Linked DNA regions of Homo sapiens: region 1 is linked to region 2. The links are chromatin loops, found by intact Hi-C in ENCODE. Cell type or tissue: endothelial cell of umbilical vein. All regions are shown on one strand.

Region 1 (8,000 bases), 140 kb before region 2:
TTCAGGGCCCTGTATTTGTCTTGTCCAGAATATTTATCCATTTCCTTGTAAACCAGGCACAGGAAGAGGTCCTAAAGGCAAAAGCTGATGGAGTTTGTTTTCTTTATTCCATAATATATACATGGTAGGAAGTCAAACATTACAAGATGGTTTGGGATAAAAATGAATTTACTCCCTCCCAGAATCCTCCAGTCCCACTTTTCATCTATAACCCAGCATGAACAGTTTTTTTCATTCCACACAGTTTTCATTCATAGATATATCTTTATCAGCAGTCAAACAAGACATACTATACTTACTGCTCTATACTTTGAATTTTTCGTGTAATATAACTTGAAAATACTTCCAACTTGTTCTCTTTAATTCTATAAATGAACACTATTATAGTATGTGGATATATGAAAACTTCCTTTAAAAGAATCCTGTTGTATTTTAATATTGTTCCTGGGTTCTTTGCATATGTATATGCTCTTATGAACAATACTGAAATGAACATCCATATCTATGACCTCTCTCTGCACTCCAGGCTCAAATATGCAACTCCCTATTTGACAGGTCTGCTTGAAAACTTGCTGGGCATCCCAGAGGTAACATGGATCTAATGGAAGGTTTGATTTTGTCCTCCAAGCCAGTTCTTCCCTTGACTTTCTACATTTCACCAAATGATACCCCAACCACTCACTTATTCTAGCCCAAGATCTAGGAGTTATTCTTAGGTTTTCCTTTCCCCCTCCACATGGATCCATCAGCAGGTCTTGTTCTTTTTTCTTCCCAAATATATCTCAAGTCCATGCTCTTCTGTCTGTCCCTACTGCCACTATCCAAGCTCTGAGGCCATCCATTACATGGACAACTATAAACTACATGTCCTAATGACATATTAGCAGTAGAGTTGCTAGGTCAAAAGATTTGTGTGTTTTATTTTGATAGACTTTGCTACATTATTCTCAAAGAGGCTTTCTCAGTGTTATCTGCTTATTATATGAGAATTTCTGTTTCTGTACTCTGTCACCACCACTGAATATCAGGGTCACTCTTAGCCCATAGCCTCGTGAGAATTAGAAGTCACTTCCTCTGGGTGAGGCAGCTAGCTCCACAGCACAGACTTAACAAGTGGAACTTTAGCATGTATTTAATTCCCACTCATTCTCTTACCTATGTGTCCTTCTGCAGTCAACACTCTACACAACTGTACATGACCACAATGCTGTGCATAAATAATTTTTTAGACTCTTTGTAAATCTATATGTAAAAAATGGCATCTTATTTTGATTATGAGTGATGTAGGACATTTATATTTCTTTTTCTTTGAATTGCCTATTTATAGACTTTCCTTATTTTTATGGTTTCTTACAAATTTGTATATTCAGGAGATTAACCTAATGTCTATCATATATTTTAACATTAAAAATTTTTTTCTTGTACCTTAAGTTTGTTTATAGTACTTTTTTATAGAAACCTTTAAATTTTTAAGTCAAGTTGATTAGTCGTTTTCTTTCTTACAGACTAGGGCTATTTCAAAAATGCTTTCCTCTGCTATTTTTCTCATGTTTTGAATATTTGATCTCTGTAATTTATTCTAGCTTAAGATGAATAGATTTAATAGTATAAAATTTTTAAACTTTTACATGGCCAAAAAAAATTAACATCAGAAAGTTGAAAAGGAAAATCATAAAGTTGAAAGAAATATTTAATTATATATGGAAAATAATAGTTAATATCATTAATGTAGTAAGACCTCTTAAAAGTCAGTAACAAAAAGATAAGCAACCACATAGGAAAACAAGTAAACAACATGAACAGGCATTTTCCAAAATACCTAATGGTTACAATTGTGAACTCACTATGGGCCAGGAACTACTCTAAGTGCTTTACTTGAATTAACTTTTTAAAACTTATGACGTTCATCCGGGGTAACTAATATTAATATCCCCATTTTATAAATGAGGAAAACCAAAGTACGAGAGCTAAGAAACTTGCCTATGTTACCTGACCAAAGAAGAACATAAGTGATCACTTGGTAAATGAAATAAGGTTTAAGCAATTAAATGAAAAAAAAAAAAAAAAAGGGATGCAACTGATCACCTATGAGTTTAGCAAAGATTAAAATGAGTAATTCCCAAAAGACAATTGTTTTGTGGTAATTTAAATTGGTACAACTTATCAGAAAAGCAGTTTGGCAATATATATTAAGTCATAAAATGTGCACTTAGGCCGGGCGTGGTGGCTCACACCTGTAATCCCAGCACTTTGGGAAGCCAAGGCAGGTGGATCACCTGGGGTCAGGAGTTTGAGACTAGTCTGAACAAAATGGTGAAACCCCGTCTCTATTAAAAATATAGAAATTAGCCAGGTGTGGTGGCGGGCGCCCGTAATCTCAGCTACTTGAGAGGCTGAGACAGGAGAATTGCTTGAACTCGGGAGGCGAAGGTTGTAGTGAGCCAAGATTGCACCATTGTACTCCAGCCTGGACGACAGAGTGAGATTCTGTCTCAAAAAAAAAAAAAAAAGTGCACTTAGACTACACTTAGACCCAGTAGTTCTGCTCATAGAAGTATATTGTAAAAGAAATAATTAATTGCTCATAAAAACAATTTTTACAAAAGCCAAAAATTGGAATTAACTTAATAGTCAAGCATCAAGAGACTTGTTGAATTGATTGAGATAGACATGTGGTAGAATAAGCCATTTAAAAATGATGTAAAAATATTTTTAAAAGGCAATTTTTATGATAAATAACATCAACATGTGAAAAGGCAGGTTATGAAGTAATATGATTCCATTTTTAAAATATGTAAAGAAAAATTTATATGTACACACACATAGAGGAGAGGAACTTCATTCTTTTTTTTTTTTTTTTTTTTTTTTGAGACAGAGTCTCGCTCTTTTACCTAGGCTGGAGTGCAGTGGCATGATCTCGGCTCACTGCAACCTCCACCTTCTGGTTTCAAGTGATTCTCCTGCCTCAGCCTCCCAGGTAGCTGGAATTACAGGCGTGAGCCACCATGCCCAGCTAATTTTTGTATTTTAATAGAGATGAGATTTCATCATGTTGGCCAGGCTCGTCTCGAACTCCTGACCTCGTGATCCACCTGCCTCGGCCTCCCAAAGTGCTGGGATTACAGGTGTGAGCCACTGCGCCCACCCAGGAACTTCATTCTTGAAGAGTTAGTGTGACAGTCATGGCTTTCCCCTGCTTTGGACATGATCGAACCCAAGGTTTCCATATCCACTGTCCACCTGGACCTTGACCGTAATTAAAGTCATGAGCTCACCTGCAACTGTACTAGCTTTTCTCCAGCTGCGTGGATTCTGAGCTTTAAGCTCAGTGGCTGGTTTTCAGCTACTTTTTTTTCCTTTGTCAGTGATGAAAATGAAAACATTGGTCCCAATATAGCCACCTTCTTTTTAGGTTTAATTGTTTTTTTAGTCTGTTCGATAATAATGTGAATGTCTCTTACTTTGAGAGAAAGAATGTGAGCAAAATTTCAACATCACCTACTTCTCTTTGGTCCATAGCTCATCAGATTTGGTCAGTGACTAATATCCCAAATATTTTAATTTTATTTTTAGCAGTCTGAAATAGAAAATAATAAATTTATTTTATTTTTAGCAGTCTGAAAACATAATGACTAATGAGCAAGTCACACGTCACCTCTTGCCTTCTTAATGCAGTGGGGAAGGAAACAAGAATTGTAAGAATTGGTCTTACAATTAAGCCTATTTAATTTGAATAGAGGGAAAATTCCAACATCTTTTCTTTGGGGACTTTACTGTAGCAGGTTAACTGCTAGTCTCTATTCTTGGGAGAAAATATTAATATTTAGTGAAGACTCAACTGATGCAAAAGTGATATTAAGGATAGAAATAGTCTTAAGAAAATAAACACTTCTTGTTTCCTCCCCACAAAAGCAGGGGAACAAAAACCAAAACTACAGAAATGCGGAAAGGAATGGGCAAATCACATTACTTGCTAAAAGGTCGGTCTAACCATTATCATTTATATTTATAAACCATCCCTCCATTTATTTTCATTTCAAGGGGCTGGATGTTTTTATTCACATCAACCTTCTGGCAAGTAAAACACTGCAGCCCTTAACACTAAGGAAATTTGGCTGCCAAGGAAGGACTGAAGTGCTATTTTGCTTAAGAATATCCTGGAAAGCTGTGCTGGTATGTGCTTGGCAGGTATAGTCCTACAAATCAGCCTGTTTTATGAGGGGATATTAAGAAGGAGAAGAGTGGCACCTTCATGCAGCAAACAGTTCCTAAATTAAAGTTATTATGTGTAAGGTGTTATGCTAAGCAAGGTGGGAAGTTTCAAAGATAAATCCTACACAGACCCTGCCCACAAAGCGTCCAGTCTAGAAGATGCTTAGTGAAAATGTGCAGAAATGAGAGTGGAAGGGAAGGGATATGTAGAGAATTGTAGGACTAGATCAGGAGGCAAAACACATAATGGGGACAAGAATTCAGGCTCTGAAAAGGAAAGGGGTGGAAGGCAATACTGAAAGCCACAGGCAATGGGAACCACTGACGCTTTTTTTTTTTTAAATCAAACCAGAGAAATGATTATTGCTTTGCCTCCGGAGATGAGTTGGCCTGCCGCATGCAGTATAGATTTCATGGGGAGAGACTGAAAGTGGGACCAAGAAGTAGGCTGGAATAATCCAGCAAGGTGAAGTGGATGCCTGATCTGGGGTGAGGGGTGGGTAGAGAAATGGGAGTAGGGTCTCACCCAACTCTCAACTCCCAGAGTTACCCAGTTTGTGTCTGCAACTCTGACCTTTCTCTGCACTGCAGGCTCAAATGTGCAACTCCCTATTTGACAGGTCTGCTTGAAAACTTGTGGGCATCCCAGAGGTAACATAAGTCTATACAGAAGGTTTGATTTTGTCCTCCAAGCCAGTTCTTCCCTTGACTTTCTACATTTCACCAAATGATACCCCAACCACTCACTTATTCTAGCCCAAGATCTAGGAGTTATTCTTAAGTTTTCCTTTCCCCCTCCATATGGATCCATCAGCAGGTCTTGTCCTTTTCTCTTCCCAAATATATCTCAAGTCCATGCTCTTCCGTCTGTCCCTACTGCCACCGTCCAAGCTCTGGGGCCATCCATTACATGGACAACTGCAGTAGATTCCAGCTGCTCTCCTGCTTCTGTTCCCACCCTTCTGCAATTCATTTTCCACAGAACAGCTAAAGTAATTTCTTAAAGCATAAATCATGTCACTCACTCACTCAAAACCTTCCTGTCCTCCCACTGCACTTGGAATGAAATCCAGATTGCATAGTATGGCCCTCGAGGCTCTACATGAGCCTATATGATCCCTGCCCACCTCTCTGACCTCATCTTCCATCACTTTGCTCTGGTCCCCTCACTGCCTTTTTCAGTCCTCAAACAAGCCTGGATCAGTCCCACCCATGGACCTTGGCCGTTGCTGCACCCTGTTTGAGACACTCTTCCCTTCGCTCTTCGCCAAGCTGACTCCTTGTTTCGGCTGGATCCTTGTGCTTCATAGAGACCTTCCCTGCCTACCCCTCTCCAGAATAACCCACCCAGGTCCCACCCACAGCTCTCTGTGCCTTCACTGCACTTAGCACTCAGATGATCTTGTTTGTTTGTTTTATTCATTGTCTCTCTTTTCTAGAACATAAGCTCCATGATCTAAAAGACGTTATCTGTCTTGTTCACCAATGTCTCTTCTTATTCCTAGGTATATGCCTGACACCAAAACTATTTGTCAAATAAATGAATAGCTCTGTTTGGCCAGGTCATACATTAGTAGAGTAGTGGGAACTGAGTAGAAAGTTCAGGGGCATCTAAGAAATGTGGAGTTGTTTAAACTGATTCTTTAATTCTCCAGTCTCTAAATAGCATGCTCTTTGCTACCTATTGATTGATTTTTCAGCATGACACATTATCTACTGAGCTCACAGTATGGAAACCGAACACGTAGTTCTCTTTTTTACCCTACCCCAACCCCTGCCTCTCCCCATTTCAGAATCATACATTTCCTATTATTTCCCATTTTCCCATTTTCTCATCTTCTCAAGTCTTTTTTTTTTTTTTGAGATGGAGTGTCGCTCTGTTGCCCAGGCTGGAGTGCAGTGGCCTGATTTCAGCTCACTGCAACCTCCGGCTCCTGGGTTCAAGTGATTCTCCTGCCTCAGCCTCCCGATTAGCTGGGATTACAGGCACCTGCCACCACGCCCGGCTAATTTTTGTATTTTTAGTAGCGACAGGGTTTCGCCAGGCTGGTCTTGGCAATCTGGTCTTGAACTTCTGAACTCAGGTGATACACCCACCTCAGCTCCCAAAATGCTGGGATTACCCGTGTGAGCCACTGTGCCCAGCCCCAACATTCTTATATTGTGTTTTTGATTTTATCAGTCATCCATGTAATAGCAGAAATGCCAACGATAGCTAAGGCTTGTGGTAAACCACGATTTCTTTTTCTCTCCTGCATACCTTTTGTTTTTCCTACTGGTGTTTTTGTTAGCTTGCTAAGTGTCCTACATACCATCCCCACACTTTCTCTTGTTATGTATTTAACGAATCGCTTCTCAATATGTTCAAATACTCGAGTTATTCTTACAGGTTCATCTTTAAGAGCTTCATACATAGCCTTTGTCCTCTTCCCATGTGGACTGGATTTTCTCTGAGCCCACTGTCCAGCTGTTGTCTTGGGATCTCTCTTCATCACACCAGGGGGATTCCTTCCACTTTCCTCTTGCATTGAATCTTCAGATTGCTGGATCCCATGCCCCCTTTTTTTTTCTGGGTCTATTTCCTTATTTTGGCAGAGCACACAGGGTGCTTCTTGAGAAAAGCTCACGGGGTGTATGGTTTTTGAGTCTTTGTATTAGAACGTGGCTTTATTCTGGCTTCATGCTTGGTCGAGAGCTTGGCTGGGACATAAGGTAGCAAAGCAGACTTGCTGCAGTATGCACAAACACTGCCATCCCTCCCAATTAATCAGGATGAACGTTTTCCTTTTATCTGGAAGACTTAGTTTTTCTCTTTAGCAGATAGCTTTTAACTGATTTCAAAAGACTTTCTTGGGTGATGGTCACACAAGATCTCAACTTTGACCTGGCTTGTTGCAATGGTCTAAAAAATATTTTATGGACGTTTAAAAGTTTTGTGGTACATAGACTAATTTAAAAATGTGTTTACTGTGATAATAATGTGCTGGCATTTTTTAAGAAGACTCACATTTAAGATCTACATTGAATAATTGTGGTATTCCTGTATTTTTCTGTGTTTTTATTTTAGGGATGCGTCATCTTTATGGGATGCTCGTTCTGATAGGATCCTGGGGGTATTACAAACTACCATTGATATTTCACAAAAGTGCCCAATTGTGAAACTCACCTAGTGTGCAAAATACTGATTGCTGGGTCCCATATTATAGGTCAGCAAAATCAAAGTCTTTTGGAGAGGGGTCTCAGAGTCTGTGTTCTCAACAAACATTCCAGAGGATTCCTAAGGTGAGAAACATCTTCTGGAAAACAAATTATAGGTTAGTGGTACTGTACAGATGGTCCTCAACTTATGATGGGATTACATCTTGATAAGCCCATCATAAAGTAAACAAAAATAGTAAGTCAAACCATGGTAAGTCAGGGACCTTCTGTATTTAAATTAAAAAAAAAAAATTCTCATTTGAATCTTTATGTGTGTCTTTCTCTTTACTTGAGGCAAAAGTTACAAAATATCCAGTTCAGAGACTCAGATGTTCTGTACACAAATGCCGGGATGAATTGGGTCATTCATATTTACTGTTCATGAGCAAATATTCCTATTGTCAAGTAGAATGTTGAGATTCTGATGGAATATTATTGCCAGAAACCTGTTTGCTTTTATGTACATTTTGTTAATATTATAAGCAGCAAAATGATGCATTTCCCACAACAACTAGGTTTGAAGTAAATATATAGTTACATTCGAAGGCAAGGAAGTTATCAGCAGAATGCCAATTACTGTTTAGGAAAAG
Region 2 (8,000 bases):
TACCTCCCACCAGGTCCCTCCCACAACATGTGGGGATTATGAGATTACAATTCAAGGTGAGGTTTCGGAGGGAACACAGCCAAACCATATCAATTTGCCTTTCACATTGTATATAAAATATTTGATTTAAGAGGTTTTCAGTTACTCTTTGAAATATTTTTATAGAACTTCCATATTTTGCTTCAGGTTGTGGTTGACTCTTCCTAGAAAACATTTTGGAATGTCCTGTCAGGTGGGTTATTGTATATTAGTATACATTTACTTGTAATTAAGTTTAGGGGCTTCTGATTGGACTCCTCAGTCATATAGAATTATTTATAGAGCTAACAAATAACTTCCTAGATACCCCTGTGTATATGTGTTCAGTGACTTATGCATTCAACAAATAGTTATTGAGCACATCCCTAGTGAGCCAGATTGTGTTCTGGACCCTGAGAGTTTAGGACCTGTCTCATAAGGTCCTCAGGTGGTTATGTTCCAGTAGAGAAGCAAACTATTACCAAGTCAACAATAAATACACATGAGCATTTCAGATAGTGCTAAGGACTGTGAAGAAAAGGTAATAGGACAGGGGTGGGTATAGATCCGATGGCCAAGAAAGGGGTCTGTATCTGTCTGAGTTCTCCAGAGAAACAAAACCAATAAGATATATGTATATAGATATATGAGAGGGGATTTATTAGGGCAATTGGCTCACATGATAATGGATGCTGAGAAGTCCCAGAACAGGCTGTCGGCAACCTGGAGACCCTGAGATGCTGGTAGCCTGGCTCAGTCCAAGGCTGGAGGCCTGAGAGCTCGAGGCAGTGGGGAGTACTGGTGTAAGTTCTGGAGTACAAAGGGTGGGGAGCCTGGAGTTGTTGTTCAAGGACAAGAGAGGAAGAGCATGTATCCCAGCTCCAGTAGATAGATTGACATAGTCTCCTTTTCTCTGTTTTTGTCCTCTCTGGCTCTCTGGCAGATTGGCTGTGGCCACCGACACTGAGGGAAGATCTTCCCTACCTAGTCCACTCAGACTCACAAGCCAGTCCCTGAAAACACCCTCACAGACTGTATTAGGCCATTCTTGACTGCTATAAAGAAATACCTGAGACTAGGTAATTTATAAGAAAACAGGTTTAATTGGCTCACAGTTCTGCAGGCTGTACAGGAAGCATAGCAGCATCTGCTTCTGGGGAGGCCTCAGAAAGCCTCCAATCACGGCAGAAAGCGAAGGGGGAGCAGGCACATCACATGGCAAGAATGGGAGAAAGAGTGGAGGAGAAGTGCCCCACACTTTTAAACCAGACCTCGTGAGAAGTCACTCACCATCACAAAGACAGTACCAAGCCATAGGGATCCACCCCCAGGACCCAAACACCTCCCAGCCCCACCTCCAGCATTGGGGATTATATTCCAACATGAGATTTGGCAGGGACAAATATCCAAACTGTATCATTTTGACCCTGGCTGCTCCCAAATCTCATGTCCTTCTCACATTTCAAAATGCTTTCCCAAAAGTCCCCCAAAGTCTTAATTCATTCCAGCATTAACTCAAAAGTTCAAAATCTCATCTGAAAAAAGGCAAATCCTTTCCACCTATGATCCTGTAAAATAAAAAACAAGTAAGTTATTTCCAAGATATGGTGGAGATCTATACTGGGTAAACATTCCCGTTCCCAAAGGGAGAAATCAGACAAAAGAAGGTGGCTACAGGCCCCATGCAAGTTCAAAACCCAACAAGGCAGTTGTTAAATCATAAAGCTCCAAAATAATCTCCTCTGACTCCATGTCCCATGTCCTGGGTACTCTGGTGTAAGTGGGCAGCTCTACCCCTGTGGATTTGCAAGGTGCAGCCCCCAGGCTGATCTCACAGGCTGGCGTTGAATGTCTGTGGCTTTTCCAGGCACAGGGTGCAAGCTGCCAGTGGATCTACCATTCTGGGGTCTGGAGGACAGTGACTTCCTTTTCACAGTTCCACTAGGCAATGCCCCAGCAGAGACCCTTTGTGGAATCCCCAACTCCTCATTTCCCTTCCACACTGCCCTAGTAGAGGTTCTCTGTGGGGGCTGTGCCCTTCCAGTAGGCTTCTGCCTGGACACCCAGGCTTTTCCATGTATCCCCTGAAATCTAGGTGGAGTGTCTGAAGCTTCCATCACTTTTGCATTCTGTGCATCTGCAGGCTTAACATCATGTAGAAGCTGTCAAGGCTTTCAGCTTGCACCCTCTGAAGCAGAAGCCTGAGCTGTATCTGGGGCCCTTTGCGCCAAGGCTGGAGCCAAAGTGGCTGGGATGCAGGGAACAATGTCCTGAGGCTGCACGAGGCAGCAGGGCCCTTGACCTGGCCCTCGAAAAAGTGAAAGAGTGATGTTGCCTCTGTGTATCAAATGCAGGCATGGCGGTCCTCACATCTGCCCAAGGTTACAGTCAGGGATAGACTAAGAACAGAACTCAAAGTGGACACATTCCTGCTTTAGTAATAAATTGCCTACCAGTTTTGTAAAGCTTGGTATATCTTATTTTTCTTTTGACTTTTGTCAAACACAGAAGTAATATAAGTCCCTCGTATCCAACTAGCAGCTCCTCAGTTATCAATTCGTGGCCCATCTCATTTCACCTGCTCTTATTTTTTAGTTTTTCATTTTGTAATGCTTGTATTCAACACAGTGACGTTTAGTAAGTACTATCACGTGCCGGAGATTGTATTCAATGAGTATGTAAAAATGGATAAGAAAGTTTCCTTCCTCAGCTTCTCATGATCCAATAGCAAAGGCACATGTATCCAAAGATTATATAATGTAAGCAATAACTGGCATAAGCCAAAGGTTATGGGAACACAGGAAAGAGAGCAATTAGTGCTTCCCTGAGCAGTGGAGAAAAGAGTTTGGAGAACTCACAGAGTGAGACTGCATAAAGCGCAGATGGTAAGAGAGATAAAGGTAGAAGAAAGAGTAGGCCAGGTGTGGTGGATCAAACCTGTAATCGCAGCACGCTGGGAGGCCGAGGACAGATTGCTTGAGTGCAGGAGTTTGAGAACAGCCTGAGCAACATAGCAAAACCCCATTTCTACTAAAAATACAAATATTAGCTGGGCATGGTGGTGCATGCTTGTAGTTTCAGCTACTTGGATGCTGAGGTGGGAGAATCACCTGAGCCCAGGAGGTTGAAGCTGCAGTGAGCTGAGATCGCACCACTGCACTCCAGCCTGGGCAATAGGAGTGAAACCCTGTCCCCCTCTGGAGCTCCCCCCAACCCACCCTGCAAAAAGTAGGTAGAGGAAAGGGCATTAGCGCAAAAGCCTTTTTGGGGCAAGTGATTGAAATGGAGAGTATTTGGAAGCAGTGATAGAGATATAGCTAGAACCATGAGTTGGGCCACTTTCTGAAAAGCCTTACTTGCTACTCCAGGAACTTTAAATTTTATTTTGTTGGCTTTCTTATTTTAATTTTGTTAAGGGACAGGGTCTTACTATGTGCCCAGACTTGTCTTGAACTCCTGGACTCAAGGCTGTCCTCCCACCTCAACCTCCCAAGCAGCTGGGATTACAGGTGTATGCTACCATGCCCAGCTTAAATTTTATTTTGTAGGTAATGGGGAACAATACGATCCTTTTGAGAAAGAACTGGGTTGGGCGCAGTGGCTCGTACCTGTAATCACAGCACTGTGGAAGGCAAAGGTGGGCAAATCGCTTGAGACCAGGAGTTCAAGACCAGCCTAGGTAACATAGCGAGACCCCCATATCTAATTAAAAATAAAAAAAGATTTTAAAAACCCCAAGAACTGAAATGATGGAACCAGTATTTTTAAGGATAGTGTGAGCAACAGTGAGGAGCATAGATTTGATGGAGAGAGCCTGGGACAGGGAAACCAATTAGGAGACTGGCTGACCAGAGCAGATGAGCATTCGACTGTAGAAGACAGAGTGAAATGCTAGGCAGAGTTGCATAAATGTGGAATTGCAGAAGTAGGCTGAAGAGCTTGATCACTTAAGGCTTTATGGAGAAGATAACTTTTGACCTTGATCTTGAAAATGAAAACATAGATAGGAAATGAAGGGAAGGAATTGCAGTATTAGTGAACAGCATGTTCAAAAGCACCGGGCTACAAAAATGCAAGGAATGTTCAGGAACTCACAAGGAGGGAAAGGAAGCCAGCTGGCTGGCTAACAAGCATACCGTAAAAGTAGTGCCAGCAAAAGATGGAACTTTAATGATTCCAAGACAGGCAGTTGAGGCAGGACTTGGTGACTAATAGGAAATGCTGGATGAGGGAGAGAAATGAATTGCTAATCTGAGGTTTCTAGACCAAAAATATTTTTAAAGATAGAATATTAAATAAGACAAAGTGCAAAGGCAGGTTAACAAGGAAAGCTTTGTATAGTTGTGGACATGCTTAGTATATACCTGTGGAACATCTGGGGGGAAGCGCCCTGTGGGCTTTTGGAAATTCAAGTGTAGAAAGTAGATTTGGAGTCGTCAGCAGGAGATGATGAGAGGCTGAAGCTAATGAAAAAGTGTCTATTTGTTACTGTGCTTTTATAATACAGACGAGGTGTACCAAAATCCCTTTGTGAAACATCTCCCTCTGCTTGATAAAGGTTAGAGCACGATGCTCAAGAATAGTGATGTTTTCTGTCTTGGTTGCTGTGTAACTTGAATACTATAACCAGCATCTTTTATATAAGGTTTCCTTATATGCTTATATGTAAACATATATATAAGGAAAGCGTTTATATATGCTTTCCTTAATAATATTTGTAACAGTATTTTGTTATGACAGAAATTTGTAAACAGTAATTCAGTTGGGGGATATCTGGGGTACCTTTTCATTGTAAACATGACCACGCCTTATTCAGCTCACTGCATGCAGAATGTGCTCCTAGGCCACAGGCTTATAGTTTCTATTTCTTACTCCAGGTTTCATCGTCCATAACGAAGAGTGAGACTATTTGGAAACAGAGACTGATCATCTTTGGGGGAAGCCCTGCTTCCTGAAAACCTGATATTGCACTGGGATTTGAATGTGTGTGTTTCCGTTTAACTTGTGGTGAAGGAAGTGTGTGACTCAGCTTGGCTGGGAAGTGCTCCTCACCTGTGTGGCCCAGATGGCTCCAACAAGCAAAAGGAAGGATGCAGTGACTCTTGCTGCCCAGAATGCACAGCGATGGTAAGAGACACCGTGGATATTCTTCATCAGAAGCTTTAATCAAAGAAGATGAGCAGAAGACAATCACTGGCTCCCTGTTACCAGAAAGCCAAATTTTATAATGCGGGTGAAAGAAAAATATAGATTAAAATTGCTGGGCACTGAAAAGGGGTGGGAGTTGGAAATCAGAAAGAAAGAGAAATATTTCATTATGTTAATGAAGAAAAGAGAAAATTGAAGCATAAATGTATTTTTGAAGTAGTTATTCGGTAGCTGAGAACTTATTAAGGGATTTAGGAATTTAACCTCCTGATGTGGATTCCTCAAAGACTTGATCGGAGAATACTCTTGTTTCACCATTATGTTGGTACAGTATAGTACCATTATTTTATGTTGTGCCAGTGAATCCAGTTGCCAGAAATAAGTCTGAATGTTTTCATGCATCTTTTTCTTAAATGCAAGAGCTTCTACTGACTCTTAACAAGCATGCTTACCCAAATTTTGTTGCATGCTTTTAAGTAGCATTAGCTATGCACACTTGACATTTTTAAATATCCCTTTCCTAGTGTACCAGCCTTCACAGGATAAGAGGACTGGGAATAAAGTCAGATGTAATGTGACCCTAGAAAACTGTAGCAAGCTTCAGAAATAAATCTTTTGATCTTTCCCTATCTTGATTAGATCCAAAGTCAAAGCAACCATACTTCACCTAGAGAAGACAGTATTGGCAATCATGACACCTGTAATAAAAACTTGAATCCAAAGTCAAAACTTAAGCAAGATACAAATGTGCTGCCTGCAGTTAGTCCTGCATGGGAATAAGGACTAGTTATTTTTTTAGTGCTGCATTTTTTTAAAGTTGGATTGCTGCTATTTAAAAAAAAAAAAAGGACACAGATCAAAAAAACACCCAAAGGCTTAACAGAACATGGAAAGTTCCCACTAAGTTGTGTGTGAGGAAATCCTCATCTTGTATTTTAAGAATCTGCAGATGGCATCCATAGATACAGTACAGTATTTACTGTCAATGCAAAAGAATCAGTGAGGTTAAAGTAGTGGAAGTTTTCCCTATGAGCCTACAGTCTGTATTGTTTACATTAAGAAACTCTCTATTATTGTGTTGCTATTTTCCATGGAGTCACAGGCACACTATGACTTCTGCTCCCAAATACATATGACCATATGTAAATACCACCTTGCATTTCATTGTTCTTCACAAGTGCTTTGTGCCCCTTTAATTAAAAACACATGAAATGAATAACAAAACAAGACCCAAATAGAGTTTATTTTATTCTCAGAGTTTGGACTACAATTTTCTAAGATGTTTCTGGTTCAAGACTGTCATTTTCTATTTCAACCGAAAAGTAAGCATTTAACCCGGTGAATAAATGTAGATCCTGCCATTCATTGGTATTTTAAAGAACCACTTGAAATCGGATCATTTTATTTAAAAATAAAAAATGTTAATGCCAGTTGGCCTACTATAAAAAGCCAGGACCATGTTAGAATTAGGAAAAGTAACCAGCATTACTGCACCTCTTGTTAGACTCTGTGCATTAATAAAACACACCTAGAGTCTGTTGTCATTTCACTAATAGGATAAGACAAATTTTTTGCTTTGAAAAAATTTTTCTGCATGCCCAGGTGTCTGTCTCTGGCTGAGGTTTTGTCTATTTTACAGTGTTTCAATCCAGCCATAAAAATTAACTTGTGATTTTTTTTTTCCCAAAGTCATGCTTTTCCTTAATTATATTTTTATTTTATTATTTTAGTGTCTTGAGAAAAATACCAAGAGATATAATGTTTCTTTTAATTGTCTATGCTTAATCATCTTTAAACACTTTTTAAATTTCTAACCACAAGACCTCTCTATAATGGTAAATGTAAGACATCACCATTTTATCACTCAAAGTATGTTATTGAAAGTTTCTATTTGGTTGATAAAAGGAACAATTTTTTCCCACTTTTGATGCCTGTGATGCAATTTTTTATTGCCTACAATGAGATACACTTAGTACAAAAAATGAAAATCTGGTATTTCAAAATTGCATTTCTTGTATAATAGGTCAGATTTATTAACTACTCATACTTTTTCTTTACACTAATCGATACATTTAGAAAAAATTTTCTAAGTTAGAGACAAGTTTAAAAGTAAAAAAAAAAAAAAATTAGCCACTGCTAGTCTACTGTTTAGGTAATCGGAATCACCAATTATTTTATTAGAATGATGGCTTGAGTAAAAAGCTGTGGAAAGAATTAAAGGATTATGAGCTAAGCTGTATTTTGCAGAATATGGTTCTATTTTAGTAGAGCAGAGATGAGACATATCCCCACCGGCCACCCAGCCAGAGGTCTCCTACCTGGGGGCCCTAAAGGGATGCAGAGGTCTGGCCCACCCTCCGTGCATAGGCACCTCTGTCCACCACCAGCGTTTCAGCAATCCAACCAGTAAGCATATGCTGTATAGGAAAAATAAAAGTGTGTGGGAATTGGATTTCTTTTGTTGTAACACAATTCCAGGTTTTTGGCTATTTAAAGTTTGACATTAGGCTGACATCGAGGAAGTAAGTGGGTTTTCCTGAGTTCCCAAGATATGATTAAGGAAGAAAACAAACCCATCTCCAGGAAGATCCCAGGCAGGAAAGAACTAGACAGATGTAGAAACCAAAGTGACCATTTTAGTTTTTTTATTGGAGAATAAAACATTAATATTAGGGTATTAAGAAGATGCTCAGCAAGCTTGATCAGAATCTTCATGGTCATTACCAATCAGTCTGACAAAATAGTTCTCTGGTAGTCAGCATTCATTTAAGGCAGCTTGCCTGATAATTTCCTGTGTTATGTGAAGTGTCTTGCACTTTCACATGTTAGCTATA

Evidence for each region. A loop is a pair of places that touch in the nucleus more often than their neighbours do. Peaks named below come from ENCODE experiments on the same cell type or tissue, not always from the same donor. Only the 100,000 strongest peaks of a DNase experiment are listed, where the experiment ranks them.
Region 1: a loop joins it to region 2, with 4 times the contacts of the local background. A loop is called at or near these places in 2 of 110 quality-filtered maps.

What each region holds. Positions count from the first base shown.
Region 1 is chr6:143,683,638-143,691,637 of GRCh38, forward strand. All of the region lies in intron 1 of PHACTR2 (phosphatase and actin regulator 2), which reads left to right. Among named protein-coding and RNA genes, the nearest start is that of PHACTR2, 9.7 kb to the left of the region's middle. In endothelial cell of umbilical vein, no CTCF peak of the experiment used is centred here; a DNase peak (open chromatin) is centred at 3,614; H3K27ac peaks cover 1,217 bases.
Region 2 is chr6:143,818,779-143,826,778 of GRCh38, forward strand. PHACTR2 (phosphatase and actin regulator 2) reads left to right here. Exons shown (of 13, transcript NM_001100164.2): 13 at 4,896-8,000. The coding sequence ends at 4,911. Among named protein-coding and RNA genes, the nearest start is that of LTV1, 21 kb to the right of the region's middle. In endothelial cell of umbilical vein, no CTCF peak of the experiment used is centred here; DNase peaks (open chromatin) are centred at 2,783, 4,013, 5,023 and 6,223; H3K27ac peaks cover 4,229 bases.